Regions from separate parts of the Mus musculus genome. Here region 2 is linked to region 1. The links are chromatin loops, found by intact Hi-C in ENCODE. Cell type or tissue: heart. All regions are shown on one strand. Links, peaks and the distances in the headings refer to the core of each region. The heading gives the core; the rest is flanking DNA.

Region 1 (11,851 bases), core at 2,005-10,004:
TAGTGAGATTCACAGGAACTGATCTCCAGAAAGAGAATTTATATTACTTTAAGCCACTAAATTTGTGATCAGAAAACTGAGAGAGCAGCACTACCTAGATATAACATCCCAAACATCTTCATGATTTTCCAAAAGTCCCTTAAGGACAAATCCACTGCCAGGTAAAGAGTCCCTGGCTTTTAGTTTTGGACCACAGGACAAGGAACTGAGATGTATATATTATATATCAAGGCAAACCTGGCCTACAAGTTCTTCCAGTATCCCTCAGTTCTTACTTGGCATACCCTGCCCCCACCCCTGAACTTTCCAGACCAGGGGCTGGGCTGCCCTTCCCCCAGAGGCTCTTCCCTATATAATCCAGATATTTTGCTCTCTCTCTCCTCTCTCTCTCTCTCTCTCTCTCTCTCTCTCTCTCTCTCTCTCTCTCTCCCTCCCTCCCCTATGCTTTCTCCATGGTGACTTCCCTGGCCTCAGTCCTTGGGGCCAGTGAACTCACCAGCCTGAGAGCAACTTCCCAATAAACCTGCCTTTAATATAATGCAATCTGGCTTGAATTGGCTCATTTCACCAGTGATGAAGAAATAATCTATCACTTGGTTCTAAATAATGGGGTCCAAATTCCTCAGACTCACATTGTAGGGCTCTTAATAATAAACACTACCCTGTCTCCTGAACAAGATCACCCAAGAGAAAATGAGATACTACTACCCCACCTTAACGGCACATTTCACCAACAGGCTCCTGGGAGAGGACAGAGACCATGCTTCGACTCTCATGTCATTTCTATCTATGTTTGTAGATATTCCTCCACAATGTGCCTGATTGCTGTTTTCAACACATTACTATATCAAAAGCTTTGTGGTTGGTACATGTACTAGGTTGGAGGTATCCTAACCATCCCATCTCAAACATGTTATTGTGCTTAACTCCCTGTCATTCTTCTTTCTGTAACTCTGGTGTTCCATCCCAATGCATTCTCACTGTTTTCTTCTGCAGGAAAAAAATCCACCACCACCATGGCGCATGCAGGGGGTGGGGGGGTGCTGATGAGGTGGCTTATCATTTGAGTATGAGAACCTCAGTCTGAATCCCCAAAACATACATAAGTCTGCTCACAGTATGTGCATCTGTAGTCTCATGCTTTAAAATAGGAGGTAGAGAGGGGAGAATTCAAAGCTCTTAGGCCATCCAGACTGGCCTATGGACTACAAACAACAAAAATACCCTGTTTCAAACAAAGTGGGAGGCAAAAACTGACACATGAGGTTGTTTTGTGAACTCCACACACATACCCTTCACATAGACACATAAATACACGCAAGAAATGACTTTATATCTCCTTGCATGTTATCTTTAAGTCATACTTAAAGGTCAAATTCAAGTATTGTCAGAACTGTGAAAACCTCCAAGATCCTGTTCAAAAGACAGTGAATCGATTCTGTTCCCTCATAATGCTAATCTTTTTATGCCATGCCCTCATTAACAACTGACCCCAGGGCTGGTGAGATGGCTCAGTGGGTAAGAGCACCCGACTGCTCTTCCGAAGGTCCGGAGTTCAAATCCCAGCAACCACATGGTGGCTCACAACCATCGGTAACGAGATCTGACTCCCTCTTCTGGAGTGTCTGAAGACAGCTACAGTGTACTTACATATAAAATAAATAAATCTTTAAAAAAAAAATAAAAAAGAACTGACCCCATATTGGGAGTTGTCTGCACTCATGGTGTGCAGAGAAATAAATGTTTTCAACAGAAATGAAGAAAAGAATAGAAGACACAGCTACAGAAAGTATTGGGATTCCGAGTTATACAAGCTGGCAATTGCCCAGTAGCATATGGGCACAATTTCAAGTCCGGTTCACAAGAATCAAGGGGATTCCAAGTTTGAAGGAACAGGTGGTATTCTCCTATCAGAGGCAGGGGCAAAGTTTAGCTGCTAAAAACACGAGTTGGTAAACATGTGGTGAGTGCATCACCATACTATGTGGCCATGAATCTGACTTGGGTAAAGTAATCCTGAAACACATAGTAAGAGAATGTTAACAGAGTCATTCCTGATTTTGTCTAATATGTCCCAGGTTTACACCAAACAAACAAACAAACAAACAAACAAACAAACAAAACCCAGCCATTAGTAGTGAACATGGAGTGACCACAAGTAATAGAATTGTGGGCATTTATGAGAATCTTGAGAGTGGAAACTGTTGTGTGCCCAATTTGGTTTAAAATCACAAAATCTTTTGCAAGTGGATGTGATCCATCACTTACTAGATCTGAAAGTAAATTCTCAGATATTCATGTGGCCTTAGAGGAATAGATACATATATATGAAGAAACCATAAGAGGATGTGGAGTCTGCAAACATGGCTCCAGGGGGATCTTTGTGGATTAAGAGGCAGAGGAAGGCCCCAGTGATACATTAGATTAGCTCACAACTCTTCTGTAGGTAGTTAATAGATACCCAGCTTCCTGTGCAACACTCAACATCACAAATGCGATGGTTCTCAGCTAGGGTGCATCTGCCCCTAAAAGTATTTGGCATGATCAATAGTTTTTGTTGTCAGTTTGGAATAAAGAGGTGCTGGGATGGCTAGTTTTATGTCAAGTTGACACAAACCAGAGTTATCTCAAAGGAGAGAACATCAATTTAGAAAATGCCTCCATAGCATTTTCTTAATTAGTTATTGATGAGGGAGAAAGCAGCCCTTTGTAAGTAATGCCATCCTTGGGCTGTTGGTACAGGGGTCTATAAAAGAAAGTCACTTTAACCACACCATGTGGAGCAAAGTAATAAGCATCAGCCCTCCATAGCTTCTGCTTCAGCCCCTGGCTCAAGGTTACTGTACTGTTCGCGTTCTTGTCCTGACTTCTCAGTGATAGACTACAATGTAGAAGAATATGCTAAAATAAACCCTCTTCTCCTCAACTTGCTTTTTGATCATGGTGTTTCATCACAGCAATAGGGTCCCCAAACTAAGACAGGTGCTCCAGGGCACAGAGTGGGCAGAGGACAGAGATACTATGCAACACTGCAACATTCATGGCAGAGGACCTTTGAACCTCAGATAACAATAGTGCTAAGGCTGAGAAACCCTGAGGGAGAACAACCAGGAATAGTGCAAAAACCAAATATTTGTGAACCAAAGCTCACTTCTGAAGCCTCTGGGTAATCATGCAGGGTGCTCACTTGCTGGAGTTTTGCCATTATTAGTAAAGTTTCTCTCTTAGGATAAAGGACACAGCTTGCGTACAAGCAAGAAAGACAGGCAGTGCCCAATGGGATGAATTTTCCTGGGGTTTGAAAGGGTTCCAGGACATTCAATCTTTGAAAGGTAACCCAGACCATTAAATTCCAGATTTAGGGGTTACATTAGGATAGCTTGACCCCTACTGAGCCAAACCAGCATTGGACTTACATGCCAGGATTCTACCCAATCACCCCATATATGCCTCAAGCATAAAAGGATCCCCACCCTTACCTACCCTCTTACATATTTAAACCTCTTATTAGAAAAGTTTGTTCTTTGCTATATGGAAATGTACTGTTTTAACCATTACAACGGGATGAAAGTTATGGTAGATGAGTTCTGTGCAGACTGCCCACACACTCTGAAATGGACAGAAGCCATCTAGTATCACTGAAGTTCAAATTCTCTAATCTTAAACATTGGTTTGCTTTTGATATCTCTCCTCTCCCCCTTCCCTCCCTCCCTCCCTCTTTCACTCCCTCCCTCCTTTCTGTTCCTTCTATAGATTAATCTGCTAATGTGTGCTTCTGCACCTGAAAAGGAATTTAGCCTCTCTTCTTCCCAAATGCCAAGCCGGTTGTTTTGGGTATAATGTGCCTCAACATTTCTTTCCACTATCTCCATGATCCAGTCAGCAATGTTTTTGTTCATTTTTTACAATCTATATATCATGCAACAGCAACAGTTACTTTAACTCAGTCACTAACATTAACAATATGTAATGTTATTATTACGGTCAATAATGCTAATTTTGTAGGGTAATATACTAAAACTGAAATCTAGCAGTTATCTTATGCTAACAGAGCCGAGAGGCTATTTTCAAGCTGTTTGGCTTGGTTGCATTTCCTTTATTTAACCTAAATCTCCAGCAATTACATAGTATTTCATTTCATTTCTGTAATGCTAACTGTGCTTTAAGATATTTAATTACAATTGATGAGATCTCCCTTCCTTTATGGAAACAAATCCCAGGCAATCCTATAGAGCCTGTGGAGTAAACTCGGAAGGAGTTGGTCATTTTTTAACCAACTACTATTTATTCTTTAAAAGTGTGCTGCTTTCCAAGTCCCCATCAACCACAGTTTCCCAATGGCTCTATTCCCCATTCATAACCAGAGAGCAAACGTTTAAAGGAAATCAGATAGCTCCCTCTGAGTTTCCTATTTATTATTGATTCCTGATCCATGCCTATTCTAGTAACTACTAATTGTCCTTAGTGGAATTTGGGCGGATTTCCATGATATTTCAGACCCTTAAGCACCAAAAGTATTCAGTACCATAGATTTCTGAAATTACACCTTTAGGGAAAAGAAATCAAAACTAGAGAATTATAATAGTTATTCTATCATGCCACCCGAATACATACACACACACACACACACACACACACACACACACACACACAGAGTCAACATCCTTCAGAATAGTTTCTGAACTCTCAATCTAGTGGTAGATGTATATCATGTAATATTTCATCAAATCAGGTTTGATGAAGAGATTAGATGACCCTTTGATTGAAGTATCAAAAAGAAATCAGAACACCATTTCTTCCCTCAAGTCCTGGGGCCATTCCTCCTTCAGACACACTCATACGGTGGCCCCTTAGAATGGTCACATTCTGGCACCATCTAAACAACCAGAGTCAAGCATCTAAGGCTGGCGCCTCACTCTGTACGTGGGACGGACTTAAAGACCTGGAACTGCCTGGGGCAGCTTTGGGACTGTGAGACACATGGCGCTGGTCCCTACCTCGGACCTCCACACGACGTAAGGGTGACTGCGACTGTTAGGTGGAGGCTGGAACTTCCTCTGCTGGAGCCATCTCCTAGGAGAAGAGAAGATGCCATTGGGGCCTCCCCCGGAGGAACTGAGGATGCTTGCGGGACTGCGGCTACTAGCGGACCCGGACCCGGCCAGGACAGAAGGCAAGTCCCAGGCCATGCTCTTCTTGAGACCACTGCGACTCAGTGGGACCTCGTAGTCAAAGTGGAAGCTGCCAGAAGGCGACTTTTCTTGCGGGGTACTTGGTGTGGAAAAAGACGAGCACAGAGGTCTCGGAGTCTGGAACCGGGTAGCCCGAAGGTGCTGACTCCGGGGAGAAGAAGCTAAGCGGGAACCGAGACCCTCTGCTAAGAGCTGTGGAGAATGGAGGCGGCTTACTGTGGAGCCCCGCAGGCCGCCCTCGGCGCCCATCTCGCTCCCGCAGCCACCGATCAGAGCTGGGTCCAGGCTGCGCGTCTGGCGCAGCTTCCTTTTGGAGAATCCCTTGGCCGAGGCCGTGCCGCCCGACGCGGGCGAGGAGCAGGAGAAGACACTGTGCAGCAGGCTCTGCGCGGACATCTCGGCAGGGCTGGGTCTGAAGGCCACCTTCTTGTCTTCCCTCCTAGATAGCGGGAGACTGTGACCTGAGAAAACAAGTGGCCAAAGTAGAGTAGGGGAAAACTGCCAGGCGGGGCTCGCCGAGGAAGGTAGAAAGCAGTGCCCCGTTCACGCGCCACCAGCGCACTCCAAGTGTCCCTGCGGAGGCAGAAACAGGAGCTCCATCCCCAGCCTTTTGGGAAACAAGAGGTCCAGGTCCCTTTACCGTCTCTAGAATCTTCCTCAGGAGTCCAAGTCTCAAAGAGGCTAAGGAAGAGGAGGAAGGAGGTCAGTGACTAGCTGAGATCTCAGCTCCAACCCGCCAGCGCCACTCCCCCTTCCCAGCTGAAGGCGGGAGACACTGCGCTTCGGCTCTCTGGCTCCGGACAGCCTCGAAATCACCAGCAAGCTCCTCCTCGTGGCCTGAGGACAATCCCGAGGGCTAGGGAGGAGGCTGCCTGAGAGTCCGCCCTGAGCGGATCCTTGGTGCTCCCGGCGCAGTGAAAAGTCCTCTGGAGCACCCCAGCTCAGCTGTCCGGCTGCGCCCCCAGTGCACCTTCTTGGTAACTTGGGGACCGCGGCTGTGCTTTGGGGGATCAGCTGGGTTGCTAAGTCCCCCTTTCTGATTGACGAGGCTCCAAAGTGTCTCCAAGTTCACGTTCCCGCGCAGTCCCGCTGTTGACTCAGTGGGACACCATATGTGCTGCGTCCCGGGCCTTCCAAGCACTGAGCGACAACGGTGTCAAAGAACTCCCCCGCTGCGCTCAGCACTACTCAGAAAGGTCTGCGCTCAGAAGACAGTCTCTGAAGCGAGTATCCGTGTTCCTCTAGAAGAGCGACACTTGATATTTGCTGCCAACCTTGGTTGGGCCCAGAGCTGGCTCAGAGATGTCCCAGCACCCTCGCGCCAGAGGCAGCGGGGAAAGGGGTGGCCCGTCCCGGGTAAGGCCAGAAGAACGCAGGGTCTGGAGCCGGGGCGGAGCCAGAAGCAGGAGAATGCAGAACGTGAACTTTTCCAGGCGCCAAACCTGGGAAGTAGCTCAGAGAGCCAGCAGCTGGTCTCTGATACCCGGCCTCTAGGGAGAAAGTCTTGAGGACGGAAGTGCGGACCTACTCCCCCCCCCCCCGACTCCCCTCCCCCCAAGCCAGGGGCTCGCGGTCTCCACACACGTTTCTGCAAAAGGAAGGGGAGTGTCAGATTGCACCCCACCCACTGGTGTCAGACCCGCAGCTCTGGACGGTTTTTCTGAACTTAGAGTTAAATCCCCTGCTTTCTTTTCTCCCACCCACAACCCCGCCTTTTTATTTTTTATTTTTTGGTGGAGAGTCCTCGCGTGTCAGGGTCCTGCGCACGTGTGTAGATATGTTCTATGTAGGAGAGGTGAACAGAGCTTGGTCCGGGTGGAGACTGACACCAACTAAAGTTAACTGGCCTCCGGGGTCGCCCCAGAAAGCTCCTGAGCACAGGGCTCAGCTGCCAAATCTTGGGTAACTGATAAACACAGAAGTCATAGTCAGCAGTCCAGGCTTGGAAACGGACCTGAAGCAGTTTCTCTCACTTGCCCACTCATGGAATCTATAAATCTATAAAGCCTTGCCTGCCTCTCCTGGGGCTTTCTGATGTCACACTTAAATTTTGCTAGGCATCTTAAAATCATCTCTGCAGGGACTGCAGGGATTGGTCCGAATGTTGGAAATAAGTGACTTCTTGTGGTTCTGTTTGTTCAAAACCAAAATATGTGGGAGTGATGATAACTGACTACAAATAAAAAATGAAACGTCATTTCTTTTAAAAGCGTATAACGGAGTTATTAATACGAGTGTTTGACACAAGCCTTGTGTAAATACCAGCAACTGCTCAAGTTTTATTTATAGAAGCGCTTATACCTTTGATGCTGGATGCAGAGGTGGGTTACTTTACTGTGCCTTTTGACAATGCCACCTTGAACTTCCTAGGTGATTTACTATCCACTACTCAATAGTTTGTATTTATTGATTAGGAGAAGGCAGGTCATGGAATCTAATTAGCAGGAAAATTTATCACCTACACAAAAGTATGGGACATCCTACTCTGATTCCTCCTGTAGCCTGTATTTCTCTTTGCGAATGCAGGAGGCAGCACTCCTGTGTTAGCTTGAATGGAAATAACCTTCTGGGTAAAGATGATTTGTTTAAGGGTTTGTTTGTTTGTTTCGTTGGGTGTTTTGTGGTGTGTGTGTCTGTGGGGGGAGGGCAGTAGGGGGTGACTGTCCTGGCTAGTTTTATGTTAATTTGATATAAGCTAGAGTCATCAGAGAGGAAAAATCCTCAGTTGAGAGCAAATGAGAAAATGCCCCCATGAGATTGGGCTGTAGGCAAGACTGTGGGGCATTTTTTTATTTAGTGATTGATTCTGGAGCACCATGCCCCACTCCCACCCCCTGCTCCACCCTCCCTCCTTCTGCCTGCTGATTGTGGTCAGGGAGATAGATCTCTAGGCTGGTAGTTCTGGGTGCTATAAGCAAGCAGGCTGAGCAAGCCATGTAGAGCAAGCTAGTAAGCAGCACCCTTTCATGGCATCTGAATCAGCTCGTACCTCTACCTCCTGTTTGCTGCCCTACTTGAGTTCCTGCCCAGACTTCCTTTGATAATGGACTATGACCTATATTGCTTTGGGTCACTAAGACAGTGCCTATTGTTATTTTAAATTTGGTCAGGCCCCAGCTGGCCTGAAATTTGCTGAATTCCCTAGAGATCTTCCTTCCTCTGTCTCCCCCATCTTGGAATTTAAGGTGTAGGCCATCCTGACTGGCTCTGCTGCCTGAAAATAGAATGTGAGATTAAAAATTCCTATCTCTGGGCTGTTGCCTCTTCTGGTTCCTTGGCATATCTCAAGCATTTTCTGCAGTCGTCAATGAGCTATTCTGAAAGAGGCTACAACACTTAAAATCACTTGACGGCCTACTAACAAAAGTATACCGAATCACCTTTGGGAGTTGGTAAGATTAACTATCTTCAGCCTCCTTAAAGAATTTCAGTACAAGTAAATGTGGGTGGGTCTTGCATGCCCTTTCTTTGGTAACAATGTCTCATAACATTTCACTTAGGCTGGAAACACCTACCTGAAATAGTCCCCAGCATTAAGATAACACTGCATAGTTATGCTTCATTGCATGGTTATGCCTCATTGAGTCTTGGCATTCAGAGTAGATGGTTAACAGAGTCACACTTTATGGGGACCCCTTGTGACTCCAGGCAGCTGTGAATGTAATGTCTAATTCATATATATGTTCTGGTTGTCTAAGCTCCTGGGATGACTGTGAGGTTGAAAATGTACCCCACCAGGACTGCTGGCTGAATAGAAGTGTCATATAGGTGCAACGGCATTTCTCGTCATGGATGGAGAGCCAACAAGTAGAACGACTCTTTTTCTATCACCACTTCTAGGGCTTAGAGCAGACAACAGGCCCTGACCTACCATTAACCTGGAAGTTGCTTCACACTTGGGAACAGTAAGTTCTTTTAAATATATTCATTGGTGGCTTACCAGTGGACATGGGTTAAGAAGTGGTTTGTAATTGTGTGGACACCATAGAGTGTATGCAGACATAAATGGTATAAATTGGTCAATTGAAATGGCATCTTGGGGCAACCGAGAAATGTGATAAATTTGTAATGTGTGAGGCTGCTGCCAATGTAACATGACATCTTGATATATAACATGACATCTTGATTTATAGTAAACATTTTATTTTTATTTAATTAAAGAATAATGTAGTAAATGCACAATTCCTTATCATTGGAAAGTATGGTATATAAAGGTAGTGAACATAATTTGGTATGTTCAACTGGGGATTGTTGGTTTTGTTTTTATTGGGGGGACAAGGTCGTGTGTAGCCCAGGCTAGTCCCTAATCTTCAGTCCTCTGCTCTTTGCCTCCCAAGTGCTGAACTATATCCATATGACCATACACAATCAAATGAGGAATTGCACAGTAGCATCAATGCAGTAATCAATGTTTTCAGCTCCATTAATATCTTATAGAATGTTATACATAGGATCCATCTTTGGCCAAAATGTTTTTGTTTGGTGAGTAGCTATATTCATTAATGTGGAGCTCCTTGGGGAAAGTTAGCTAGTGTGTTTATTTGTGCTTTCAAAACACAGGAACAAATGCAATGGTTCTATAATGAAATATTTTTGTAAGATAACCATTTATATTTTTTGATATTAAAAATATTTTGTGGTGGTACTTACCCCTAAGAAGAAGGAGCAGGAGCAGGAGGAGCAGGAGGAGGGGGAGACTATAACAGAGTTGGCAAGACACTAAAAAAGCCACTAGCATTAATTAATTAACCCTCTTCTATGACTCTGACTTTTTGCCTGTATTTGACCCATCTCTGTCATCTGTTACCCGTTTGCGGTCTCTTTCCTACATGTTATTGGAAATAACACTTAGTTCTTAACATATATGCACTTAGTTCTTAACATATAAACATGTATAGTTTCTAGGCTAGGATCTGCATGAGGGGGAACATGCATTTTTTTCTTCTGAGCTTAGGTCACCTAAATTAAGATTATACATTCTAAGCCAATTCATTTTCTTATAACTATTATTATTTCATTTTACTTAACAGTATATTAGCCCATTTTTATATGCACACATTTTCATTGGCACATAACTCAATAAGAAAAATATAATTAATAATAAAAGTAGAAAACCTGATTGTCTAGCTCTGGCCTGGCTCCTTAGTCTGGAACAGCCATGCTGGACTCCAAGATCCTCCTGTCCACCTACCCATGGAAACCTTCAAGGTCTCCAACTAACAAGCTGGTGTGCCCGGGACAGCAGGCAGAGACAGGACCTTAGCATAGCAGCCCTTTGAGAGATGTAGATACACACGGTTAAACATTTGTCAGAGGTCGGGGATCCCCATGGAAAAATTAGGGGAAGGATTGAACCAACAGCGCCAACTAACCTGGATTCCTGGGAGCTCCCAGAGACTGAGCTCCAACTGAAGAGCACACACACCAGCTGGTTCAAGGTCCCAACACATAGGTAGCAGACAGAGGGCTGTCATGTCTGACCTCGGTGGGAGAGGATGCAACTAATCCTGTAGAGACTTGATACACTATGTTGGGGGAATACGGGGGGGGGGTTGCTGGGGGGATCTGCCCTCTTAGAGGTGAAAGGGAGGGGAAAAGGGGAAGGAATTCTTCGAGGGTTGACAGGGAGGAGGCAACAGTTGGAATGGATGTAAATAAATAAACAAATAAATAACCCTAAGGGAAGATTCCTACCTTTAGAATGGTCGTTCTGAGTGTATAGAGTTCACCACTGGAACCTTAATCTAGTGTGTGGTGTTTTTGTTAGTTCAGTATAGTAAGTGTGATTGCTATGGTATTCTATATCTTTACTTCCAGCACTCAGGAGGCAGAGGCAGATGGATCATTTTGGGTTCCAGACCTGCTAGGGAGACACAGTGAGACCCTGTCTTAACAACAATAACTGGTAATAATACATTTGTTAAAAGAGTATTTTTAAATATGTTCTTTTCTACCTGAGTATTAAGTTTGTGTTGCAGTCCTCATAAAGTATGGTATCATCATTCTTACTCAGAGCATACAATTTTTCTCTTCTGACTCTTTTTGCTCATCCAGTCTCAAGTCCTATTGCCCACTCTGGTTAAATGCCCATTTATTCTATACTTGATGAAGGACAAGATGCTGACCATTGGCTAATTTCATAAAGAAGTGAATATATTAAATTAATCCTCAGACTCTTTTAAAAATTTTTTAAAATTTTTTTCTCTTCTTTTTTTGAATGTTTTGCCTACATCTATGTCTGTGCACTTCATATAAGCAGTGACTAAATGGGACAGAAGAGGGAGACAAATCACCTAGAACTGAAGTTACAGTTGTGAACTGCCCTGTGGGTGCTGGGAACCAAATCCTGGTCCTGTGGAAGAGCAGCTTTCAAACTACTCAACCATCTCTCTAACCACCAGACTCTCCCTTAGAATTAATTCATCAGCTAACTATTAAGAAAAAAAAAAGACAGTAGAAAAAAGAATGGTTTTCAATGTATATTTACTTTCAAAAGCAGATCTAAGACATTGTTCCATACCAGTAATTGGTATTGAAAGTGGCACCATGCTTGTTTGTGTTTGTTTTCTTTTCACATAGCCTTAACTAAAACCTTAATATACATTTTATTTAAAAGGAGAACAGTCTGTTCATTATTCATTCTTATTACAATTATGAAA
Region 2 (11,851 bases), core at 2,117-10,116, 77 kb after region 1:
AAAGTAGCTTGTCTAGAAAAATCAAAGGAATCACTTTAGATTACAATTTCATCTCTCTACAATACAGATTGGGAGTTCTAAGACTTAGGATCTAAACTTATTCGGAAATAGTATACTAGAACTAGAATTAAAGTTACAGTGGAGTGGGGTGGGCTTTTCCTTCACTCTGACTAGTATTTGCAAAAATGCAGAGAGATCATGAGTGGAAACAGGTATGGGACAGCAGAGCACAGCTTAGATCTAAATGATCTATCGATAACCAAGGTACACATGAAAAGGTCCGCCTCTAGAGACATTAGGTGAAGCATGGCCCTTCTAACACTTCCACTTTAGACATCTGAGCTTGAAAGGTGTGACATGATAAATATTTTCTACTGAAAGCCACCTTGTACCTGGCACTGCTTTGCGTGTGCCCTTAGAAAGTGAAACAGTAGTCAGACACAAATATGAAGAGTACCAAACAACTTCCTAATGCTTCCTGGGCCTCATTTCCCATCCTTGAGTAAAACTGGCCAAAGGATATGAGGCTGATGATGGGATCTATGTGAAGGGAGGCAGTTTACCAAATGTATCCTTCCATGATGATCTTGTTTTCATCCCAAGTTCCCTCAAAATGGCAGTGTCTTTTATTTTTTTTTTTTAATATAAGAACATTTTTTATTATAGCAGAAGGGCCAAAAAAAAAAAAAAAAGAAAAGAAAAGAAAAGAAACAGATAAAGGGAGAGATGCATGGAGCAATGCCTAAGATTTGTCCAAATACAAAACTTCTTTATCCTTCATGATGCAGTGCCCAATTGAAACCACTTTAGGATATGTGCACAACATTGTCAATCCATGAAGTTCTTGATTGCAGCATGCTGGCAACAAGGCTAATCTTTATACCCAAACCACACAGTTAATACCTCCAATATCCACTGCCTCTGGAGTTTGAAGTTGCTACAGATATCCCAAACTCCCATAAGAAACCACTGTGTCCAAATCCTCTAATCAAAAAACTTCCTCTTGTTCGGCAGGATAATGCATCAATTTAGAGATCACCCCATATTAGCTGAGGGTACATACCAGACATTTTTTACAGCTCATTGTTTTATTTTAATTTTTTGAATTAATTAATTTATTCACCTTACACCCCAATATCACCCCTGCTCTCCTCCCAGTACTTTCTCTTACAACTGCTCCCCATTTCTCCTTGCCCTTCTTCTCTGAGAAGGGTGAGGTCCCTCACTAGTATCACCCCCCCACCTCCTCACATCAGTCACTGTAGGACCAGGCAATCCTCATGATTATCATAGGAGGCACACAACTGATGGGGAGGAAGACCTGCCCTGAATATTGACAGCACAGTGCCATAGGCAGAGGGCTGATGGAGTAAGACAGCTACCAGCATATAAGCTCAATTCTCTCTCTCTCTCTCTCTCTCTCTCTCTCTCTCTCTCTCTCTCTCTCTCTCTCTCTCTCTTTCTCTCTCTTTCAGACAGGGTCTTACTACACAGCTTAGGCTAAACTGAAAAAATTACTTCATTTCATTTTACTTTTTATTTACTTTACATCCCATTCACTAACCCCCCTCAGTCACATCCTTCCACATTCCTTCCCCCTCTCCCTCTGAGGAGGTGAGGGTCCCCTAGGTATCCCCCCATCCTGGCTCTTCAAGTCTCTGTAGGGCCAGGCACTTCCTCTCTCACAGAGGCTAGACAAGGTAACCCAACTAGAAGAACATACCCCACCCACATATAGGGAACACCTTTGAAGATAGCTCCCCCCCACACATACACACTCCAGTTGGTCCAGACCCATATGAAGACCAAGTTAAACATCTGATACATATGTCTGGGGATGCCTAGGTCGAGCCCATGTATGTTCTTTGGTTGGTGGTACAGACTATGAGATCCCCAAGGGTCCAGGTTAGTTGACCCTGTTGGTCTTCCTTCTGGACCTGCAATCCTTCCTCTTATTCTTCTATGAGAGTGCCCAAGCTCCATCCACTCTTTGGCGGTGAGTGTCTGCATCTATCTGAGTCATCTGCTGGTGGAGCCTCTCAAAGGACAGCTATGCTAGGCTCCTGTTAATCCTTCTGCCTCAGCCTCTCATGTTCTGGCATTACAACCACCTCACACATCTTGTCTCTTTATTTCTTTTGAGCCACTGTGTCTATTGCTGCTGCCTTTACTCATGAACATTGAATGGTATCTTTCAATCTTTGAATGTGATCATACACCAGAGACGCTGCAGGAAGGTTCTAAGCCTACAACAGGGACTGCATCATTGATCTTTCTTGTTCTGGGAAGCTACTAGTCTCTCTGGCGTACAAATGGGTATTATGACACTATCTAGCCTGTCATTGTGTGAGCCAGTAAGCCCTCTCAGTCTATTCATTCTGTTCTTCTAGTACCTTTGTGCTTTAAGAAGACCTCCTTTATACTCTTGAAATTGATTTCATTTCTTTTAAAAAGAACTCTGAGGCTGGGCATATACCTCAGTTGATAGAGTGCTTTACTTAGCACACACAAGATCCTGGGTTCAATCCTTTGCACTGCATAAATTGGACATAGTGGCATATATTGATATTCAGGAGGTAGAAGCAGAACAACCAGGCATTCAAGGTCATGTTTACCAGTACACAGAGTTCAAGATCCAGCTAGGCAACATGAGAAGCGGTCTCAAAACAAAACACCCATGGAAGGAGTTACAGAGACAAAGTCGGAGCTGAGATGAAAGGATGGACCATCTAGAGACTGCCATATCCGGGGATCCATCCCATAATCAGCCTCCAAACGCTGACACCATTGCATACACTAGCAAGATTTTATCGAAAGGACCCAGATAGAGCTGTCTCTTGTGAAACTATGCCGGGGCCTAGCAAACACAGAAGTGGATGCTCACAGTCAGCTAATGGATGGATCACAGGGCCCCCAATGGAGGAGCTAGAGAAAGTAACCAAGGAGCTAAAGGGATCTGCAACCCTATAGGTGGAACAACAATATGAACTAACCAGTACCCCCCAGAGTTCGTGTCTCTAGCTGCATATGTATCAGAAGATGGCCTAGTTGGCCATCAGTGGAAAGACAGTCCAATTGGTCGTGCAAACTTTATATGCTTCAGTACAGGGGAATGCCAGGGCCAAGAAGTAGGAGTGGGTGGTTGAGGGAGTGGGTGGGGAAGCGTGTGGGGGACTTTTGGGATAACATTGGAAATGCAAATGAAATAAATACCTAATTAAAAAATCAAAGGAAACTTTATTCTTTGTTTGATTCTTACAAGAAACGGATTTTTAAAATACTTGCATAAGCTCATCATATGAAACTATGATTGAAATTCTAGAGTCCTACAACCGCTCATTTTAAAGCACTTTGCACCAGGCCCTGGATATGTTTTGGAGGTGTCTTTGGATATTTTACTGAGAAGCTGGGGATATCACTCAGTGGTAGAGTGCTTGCCTAGCATGCACAAAGTCCTGGCTTCTGTTCTCAGTGCTGCAGAAGAAAACAAGTGTTATGCTAAGAATGGAGAAGGTGCTTGGATGGAAATCTCTACACTTACCTATATCATGAGGGGTTATGTAGCTTTTGGAAAATGCATTTTTTTGAAGTCAGTGAATTAAGGAACAGGACCATTGCAAGATCCTTTGTTATAATGAAAAATTAAAAGACATTTCAACTCTCAGGCTCTAGATTAACCCAACATGACTCAACCTAAGCCAATTCTACTTTTAAGTTTAGCATCTTTAGGATGGCTCCTGTTTCTTTTGCACTTGGCATCTCATCACAGAACCCTTCATTACATCTAACACTTCTCCAAACTATGTTCTAGCCACAATATTCCTGAGAGAGTTCTGTCTGAGGCTCATTTCATTTGCATGGAACCTTGACTGCACTTTCTGGAATTGGAGACAGGGCTTACTGCACTCTTACCCACATATCAGAGCAGCTGCCCATGAAGTAGGCCCCCAATTTCCTTGGATCTAATTAAACTTGGTAATTTGATCAATCAGCTCTCCTTCCAGTCAGGCCCAGACAGAAGACATCACCTAACATCAATAATTGTAAGTTTCTATCTTCAGAATATCTGTCCTTTTAATTTATTTCAAGATGCTATAACAAAAATACCTCCAGTTGGGTAATAAGAACACATGCTCCACTATGTTCATAGTAGCCTTATTTATAATAGCCAGAAGCTGGAAAGAACCCAGATGCCCCTCAACAGAGGAGTGGATACAGAAAATGTGGTACATTTATACAATGGAGTACTACTCAGCTATTAAAAACAATGGATTTATGAAACTCCTGGACAAATGGATGTATCTGGAGGATATCATCCTTAGTAAGGTAACCCAATCACAAAAGAAGTCATTAGATATGCACTCACTGACAAGTGGATATTAGCCCAGAAACTTATAATACCCAAGATAAAATTTGCAAAACACAAGAAAATCAAGAAGAGGGAAAACCAATGGGTGGATATTTCATTCCTCCTTAGAATTGGGAACAAAATACCCATGAAAGGAGTTACAGAGACAAAGTTTGGAGCTAAGATGAAAGGATGGACTATCCAGAAACTACCCCACCCAGGGATCCATCCCATAATAAGCCACCAAACCCTGACACTATTTCATATGCCAGAAAGATTTTGCTGAAGGGACCCTGTTATAGCTGCCTCGTATGAGGCTATGCCAGTGCCTGGCAAATACAGAAGTGGATGCTCACAGTCATCTATAAGATGGAACACAGGGCCCCCAATGGAGAAGCTAAAGAAAGCACTCAAGAAGCTGAACGGGTCTGCAACCCTATAAGTGGAACAACAATATGAACTAACCAGTACCCCCAGAGCTCATGTCTCTAGCTGCATATGTAGCAGAAGATGGCCTGGTCGGCCATTACTGGGAAGAGAGGCCCCTTGGTATTGCAAACTTTATATGCCCCAATACAGGGGAATGCCAGGGCCAAGAAGCGGGAGTGGGTGGGTTGGAGAGCAGGGAGTAGGGAGGGTATAGGGAACTTTCAGGATAGCATTTAAAATGTATATAAAGAAAATATCTAATAAATAAATAAATAAATAAATAAATATCTCCAGTTGAATACTGGATAAAGGAAAGATGTTTAGCCTATTTCTTAAGGACCTAGAGGAGCTGTTCTCTAAAATAAAGATAAATTGTAAAAGGGCTGGAGAGATGGTTCAGCAGTTAAAAGCACTGGATGTTCTTCCAAGGGACCAGAGTTCAGTTTCTAATACCCAGGTGGCAGGTCCCAACTGTCTGTAATTCCAGTTTCGGGAGATCTAACACTCTTACACAATATACATGCAGGCAAAACACCAATGCACATAAAATAAAAATAAATAGAGCAGCAGTTGCAACCTGCGGGTCACAATCCCTTTGGGAGTTGCATATCTGATATTTACATTATGATTCCTAAGAGTAGCAAAAACTACAGTTATGAAGTAGCAACAAAATAATTGTATTGCTGAGGGCCACTAGAACATGAGGAACTTTATTAAATGGTCGCAGCATTAGTGAGGTTGAGAAGCACTGCTCTAAAGTGTTACAGGGATGTGTCTTGGCTCCAGTGAGAACCTCATGCAGATGTCATCACAAAGGTGGGAACATACCTGAGAGGCCCAGATTGAGCGGTGAATTAGACAGGAAGTGAGATAACTGAACTGGCTTTACACTAACCTATCCACATGGGAAGGAGCTCAGTTCTGAAATAACCACATCATTCCATGAGAAGGTGGCACCCTGCCCACCAAGCTCCTAGCACATGTTTCTTTGATCAATATGCTCATCTCATATTGAAACTATGGCACCTACAACAGAGCCAAATATAGTGTTCCTTTTATGTGATGAAGTATTGGGCCAAGGAGATGGATTCGTGGATAAAGGCCCTTGCTGCCAAGCCTGAAGACCTCGGTTTGATCCTGTGGACCCACATGTTGGAAAGAAAGAACCAACTCCTGCCTCCGCCCGAGTCATTCTCTGACCCCACATAAGATGTTGTGTCATACACAGACAGCCCCCATACAAAAAGGAGAAACAAAATAAAAAATGTAATTTAGTTTAAAAACTAACTGTCAAGGAGATATTTAAAAAATAGTTCTCTACCACTACAGTTTAGTATCTTCCTGCGGGGAAGTATATTCTTCTTTGAATGTTATATTTTGAGACTAAGCATAGATTGCTTACACCAGGGAAGGTTTCAGTCCCACCAAAGCTAAACTTTCAGCCTTACCCTGTTTTCTCACGAAAACTCTTCTGAGTTTGGTATGATCTAGCTCATCTCCACATGCATATTCCTGAGAGGTTTTTTGTTTTTGTTTTTATTTTAATTACTCACAAAGTATTTCCCTAAGTAGAATGCTGATACCATTAAACAGACAGGAGAGTCTCCATCTGGTGGTCATGCTGGGAAATGGCATATTTTTCTGGGAGGACAGGGGGTTTTTAAGTCCTTGTGATATTTCAAAGGGTTGATAATATTCACAGTGTTCAATTTGATCTTTCACATTCTGATTCTTATACCAGCAGAGAATTTTAACAGACATCTAAGGAGCGTACTCTCATCTTCAAACCAGTAATGATTGCAATCAAATGATCCAGCAAAATATTTCTTCAAAGGCCAGATAGTAAACACTTTAGACTTCGTGAGCCATATGGTCTTTGTTGAATTACTAAACATGGCTTCTGGAGGACTAGAGTTACATGTATACAATGCGACATGGTGTTCTCCAGGAAATCTTTGTTTATAGATAGTGAAGTTTTTATTTCATGCCATTGTCACATGTCACAGAATGTTCATACTTGTTTCAAGCACTTGAAAATGTCAAAGCTCAGGGCCTAAGGAGGATGCTAGTTAAGGGAAGTGGACCAGAGTTCAGTTACCAGCACACACATAGGGAAGTTTACATCCTCCTGCTAATTCCAGCTTCTGGGCTCCACAGGCACTGCACTCCCATGCACATACCCACTTCACACACACACAAATACATTCACATAATTGAAAATGGAAACCATTTAAAAATGTAAAAAGCCTTCTTAGGTTATAGGCCTTGAAAAGCAGACAAGATATGGGAGGTGTCCAGTAAGACATGGTTGGTAGACCCTTGTTTAACCTAAATGAAAAGCCCTTTTCCTCGTCATCCTTTAGGATGATTGTGATAGAATTGCACTGCTCTGTCAACTGGGCAGCTTCTCTTTGTCTCTGCAAAAATTAATGTGGATATCTGTGAATATAAACAATTATCTTATTGACGAAAGTTGAACCCTATAGATCTATGACAAGTGACCCTGAAAGCAAAAAGTAGGCTGTACAAAGGAACCTTATAGAGTCATTTCTAAAGATGAACTCACAAAGTTTAGAAAGCATAAAGGAAATCAAATGTCATGACTAATAACAAAGCACAAAAGTAATCAAATAATCAGATTTGAGCATTCAAGCAGAGCAGTTATCAAGGGAGTTAAATAACAGAATAGACAGAGTTATAGAGAGAATTGTGAACTGAGAGAGTTCTAAAGAAAAGATCAAACTATAGAACAGAGATAGTCATGCATTGCTAAACATAACTGAAAAATCAAAACATAAACTCTTACATGATAATTTATTATCTATTTTTATAATAAATAATGGGGATACATAATAAATTTCTATGTACATTGAGTATCTTCTCATTCTTGGGTGATTATGTTATTTTTTATTTGGATAATATCTCTCCTGTCTGCTCTCTACGTACCAGTTCCTTGTCTGAATTAAGACTATTCTATTGTAGGGGCACTTGTTGGGAAGAAGAGGTTCCTGGGTAGAGGAAGTGGGATGTGATCTAGAATTGTGGGAGAAAATGATCAAAATGCATAATGTGCAGCAACTATTATGTCAAAAAAAAAAAGAAAAGAAAAGAAAAATGGCTCGTTTGGAGGCTGAGGAAACAGCTTAATAGACAAATTGCAAGCATGAGGACCTGAGTTCAGATCCCAAAAGCTACATGAAAGTCAGACACGGTAGCATGCATCTGTAATCCCAGTACTCCTGTAGTGACTTGGGCGAGAGAGACAGGAGAATCTGCAGTGACTCACCGCTTAGCTAGTCTGGCATATGCAGTGGCAAAAATGAAGTCCCACCTTAAGTGATGTAGAAGGCAGGGACCAACAATCCAATTTGTCCTCTGATGCAAACACACAGTTTTAAATATTATTATTTGTTTTTTAAAAAGAAATCAATGAGAGTTTTTTCGTGAAATATTAATTAGAAAAAATAAATTTGTGCTATTAGTTTAACATTAGTTGATAACAGGGACATGAGTTTATGTCACAGGGAAACCAAAATTACCCTTGTTTCATTATTGAACATTCAAAACAACAGTCAGTGGCTTTAGTAGCCTCAGACTACATCTTGCTCTGACTTCCTTTGAATGTCATCTCTTTCAAGGTTAAGTCCTGGAAACTATAGTCTCTTTCCCCCAGGTCACCCAGCAGAGGCCAAGAGAGACTCTCCAGTACCTTCCACTTGTTTTCATTTTTACATTCCTTTTTCTCTATGGTCAGAACATAGTCCAAGTGTGCAGTCACGTGAGGAGATTTCTGAGTGCTTGTTAAAAAAACTCCAAGGAAACAAGACAAGAGCCTTGAGATCGGTTTCTTCAAAAGCACACAACTGCTTTGGGATTTTGTTTTCACGACCCTCCCAGGTTAGTAGATGAAAGTGAGTTTACTTTGTATTACTCATTACAACTGGATATTATTTGTTTATAGGCCTCTGTGGAGAAAACATGTTTTGGCTGCTTGCATCTTGCCTGCCACATATAGCTTGTCCTTGTGATTGTACACTTTATTCATGTGACCTCCCCCACCAATCCTCAGAACATAAACTGCCTGGTGCTTTGAAAATAAGTTAGCTATTGCATGAGACTTTAGTCTGCCTCATTTACTTACTCCATTCCCACAGGTCTGTACATGTTCATGTATGTGTCTGTGCATGCCTGTGTGTTCAAGCACATGCTTGCAAGTATGTACATGGAGGCCAGAGAACAAACACAGGCAAAGTCTTCAGGAATGCCATTTACCTGTTTTTAAACTGTGTCTTTCATCAGCGCATGATTCGGCTAGGCTGGTTATCCAGGGAACCCTAGAGATCCTGCTATCTCTTCATTCCCAACACTGCAATTACAAGTGTAAGTCACCATGCTTGATTTTTTTTGGGGGGGGGGGGGAATAAGATAGTATGTTCTGGAGCCAAATGTAAGTGACCATACCCGAGGAACATGGATTTAGGCCACCCCAAGTAGTGTGTCTCAATACTACAATTTCCCAAGTTTCATAGTGAGAAAGTTATAAAACAAGTACTTTTAAAATTCATTGGTAGGAATTTCAGGTACCTGGGTTACAGAAAACTGGGGAAATCTTGCTCAAGGTTTTGGATGCTATGTGATGGCCTTTGAGTTGGTGGAAGCTGGTAGTTTGTTAAGACCAGCAGAAAGACGTCACCTGATAGTCAAAAGGTTGTTAGGTCAAACAGAGAGATAGAAAATGAATGGCTATTGAGGGGGGAAAGATAGCCCAAGATAATTTGGCTCAAGACATGGAATATTCCAGCCCTCTATAATCAGTCAGCCTTGTAGATTCTTTAACAAAGGTGAGTCCCTTTTATATAGCCAGGGACTTCAGTTCAAAGTTTTTTTTTCCTGGAAACTTGATTTTGCTGTCTTCAAGTACATCTCAATGAATTCTCTCTTTATCTGTTTCTTTCTGTGGTGGTTTGAAAGAGAAGTGTCCCATATAAGCTCATGTGTTTGAACAAGTGGCCTCCAATCAGGGGCAGGGTCTGTGAAAGTTATCGCAACTTTGGGAAGGGTTAGGAAGGAACCTTGCTAACCCTTGCGAGTCTGTCACTGAGGATAGGCCTTGAAAAACTCATAACTCCATCTACCCATGTTCATCTTCCTGTACCCACCTTGTCCCGATGAGCAGAGGAAATCTGATCTTTCTGCTTCCTGTTATGCTGGCTTCATACTCCTGCTGATGTGGCTTCTCTGCTAGATTTGATTCTATCCCTCAGGAACTGTAAAAAAAAAAAAAAAAATTAACCCCTTTCTCCTCTAAGTTGCTTTCCCCCTCCCACTTTTTAAATTAAATACTTTCTTTATTCACATTTCAAATGTTATCCCCTTTCCTTGTTTCCCCTCCAAAAACCCCCTATCCCATTCCCCCTCCCTGCTCACACACCCACTCACTCCCCACTTCCCTGTCCTGGCAATCCCCTGGAGCATCGAGCCTACATAGGACCACTGGCCTTTCCTCCCAATGATGTCCGACAAGGCCATTCTCTGCTTCATATGCCTCGGGAGCCATGGGTCCCTCCATGCTTACTCTGATTGGTGGTTTAGTCCCTGGGAGCTCTGGGGATACTGGCTAGTTCATATGTTGTTCCTCCTATGGGGCTGTAAACCCCTTCAGCGACTTGGGTTCTTTCTAAGTTGCTTTTTAACATGGCATTTTATCATAACAACAGAAAAACAAGTAATACATTTGGCGAACACTTTGTGTTGGCAAGTCACTAGGCGCTCATACACTGTTCTGTGCATTTTGCACTATATTTCTCATAGACGTGTTTTCCCCCAATGCTTGTGGCAATGACAGCTGGACGAGTGATTCAGAGGCAGCTGAGACCTCTGGCTAGAGCAGTATGCTAGTGTGGCCTCAAGGCTGCCTGGATGGGCACTGACCTGCTAACACTCATCAATATACAAAAAAAGGAGTGTTGCTTTCCATATCATATAGAAGGTATTACTTTTCCTTCACAGTGAAAAGTCTCTGGCCAAAGCAACTGTTTGGTGGGACAAATAGCTTAAGCTATGTTGGTTCAGGATTTAAAATATTCCAACTCTCCATAGTCAAGGAAGTCTTAGTCAGTCAGCCTTGCAGGCAATGGAAAGAGAACAGCTAGCTTTAGACTGTCAGGGTAATTGGCTACTATGGAAATCTTCTTGATGTCTGGCCTACTGGATAATTTTTAGGAATCCATTTACGGTCTGTTCGATATTATAAGAGGGCATCCCATTTTTCTACAGAGATGCTTTGGTCAATCCCTATCACCAAGGCATCTACTAAAGATAAGTGATTCATCATAGTCTTCTTGGTCCTACCACCTTGCAAACTATAGTATGATTTTCTTTTTTCCAGAATGAACCAGGATTGTCAGGTAAAGAATGCAGGGCTTGATATAGCAAATGTGGACATTTAGGTTAACTTAGCACCATAATAAGTTGGAAATAAAATAGGAAAAAAAGAAATGAAATTAATCATCAAAGCCAGATCTTAAGGTATGTCAGATGGTGTGTGTGTGTGTGTGTGTGTATGTGTGTGTGTTCTTGAAAACATATGTATCTCTTGCATGATAGACTTTTTCTAGGGAGATGTGACACACACATCTATTCACAGCAGAACCAGAAGAGATAATAATAATGATTGTATTAATGTCTCATTTGTTGAACCATTTTTTTGTTTTGTTTTTTGTTTGTTTGTTTTTATTGTGGTTACTAACAGGAATGTGGATAAGAGGTTACTTACAAGGAGCAGGGAAAACTCAAAAGTAGCTGCATCACTGTAGAAAGCCCACCCCAACATGGGTGAAGACTCCACAAAACTGCAACCGGAGGAGGCTCTTTACACAGCAACTTACAGGCAGCTCCACTGCCCCGATCTCTCTGGCCATTGTCTCCAGCCCTAGAAACTGTTCGTTTACTTCAGTTAGCAATGTAGATAGGCGCCTTCAAGATTCTTGGAAGATGCCGTTCTTCCCGGATGTGTGACCTTTTGTATGCCTTTTGTTTATCACCTGAGGCTCCTACCCCTTATCCTCCTTTCTT

Evidence for each region. Peaks named below come from ENCODE experiments on the same cell type or tissue, not always from the same donor. Only the 100,000 strongest peaks of a DNase experiment are listed, where the experiment ranks them.
Region 2: a loop joins it to region 1, with 7 times the contacts of the local background. A loop is called at or near these places in 2 of 42 quality-filtered maps.

The regions. Positions count from the first base shown.
Region 1 is chrX:168,789,958-168,801,808 of GRCm38, reverse strand. Arhgap6 (Rho GTPase activating protein 6) reads right to left here and starts at 6,710. Exons shown (of 13, transcript NM_009707.4): 1 at 4,998-6,710. The coding sequence starts at 5,588. In heart, for the core only: no CTCF peak of the experiment used is centred there; DNase peaks (open chromatin) are centred at 5,988 and 6,668; H3K4me3 peaks cover 4,480 bases; H3K27ac peaks cover 2,389 bases; H3K27me3 peaks cover 523 bases.
Region 2 is chrX:168,712,707-168,724,557 of GRCm38, reverse strand. No RefSeq gene overlaps it. Among named protein-coding and RNA genes, the nearest start is that of Msl3, 45 kb to the right of the region's middle. In heart, for the core only: a CTCF peak has its summit at 6,389 (motif pointing left); no DNase peak of the experiment used is centred there.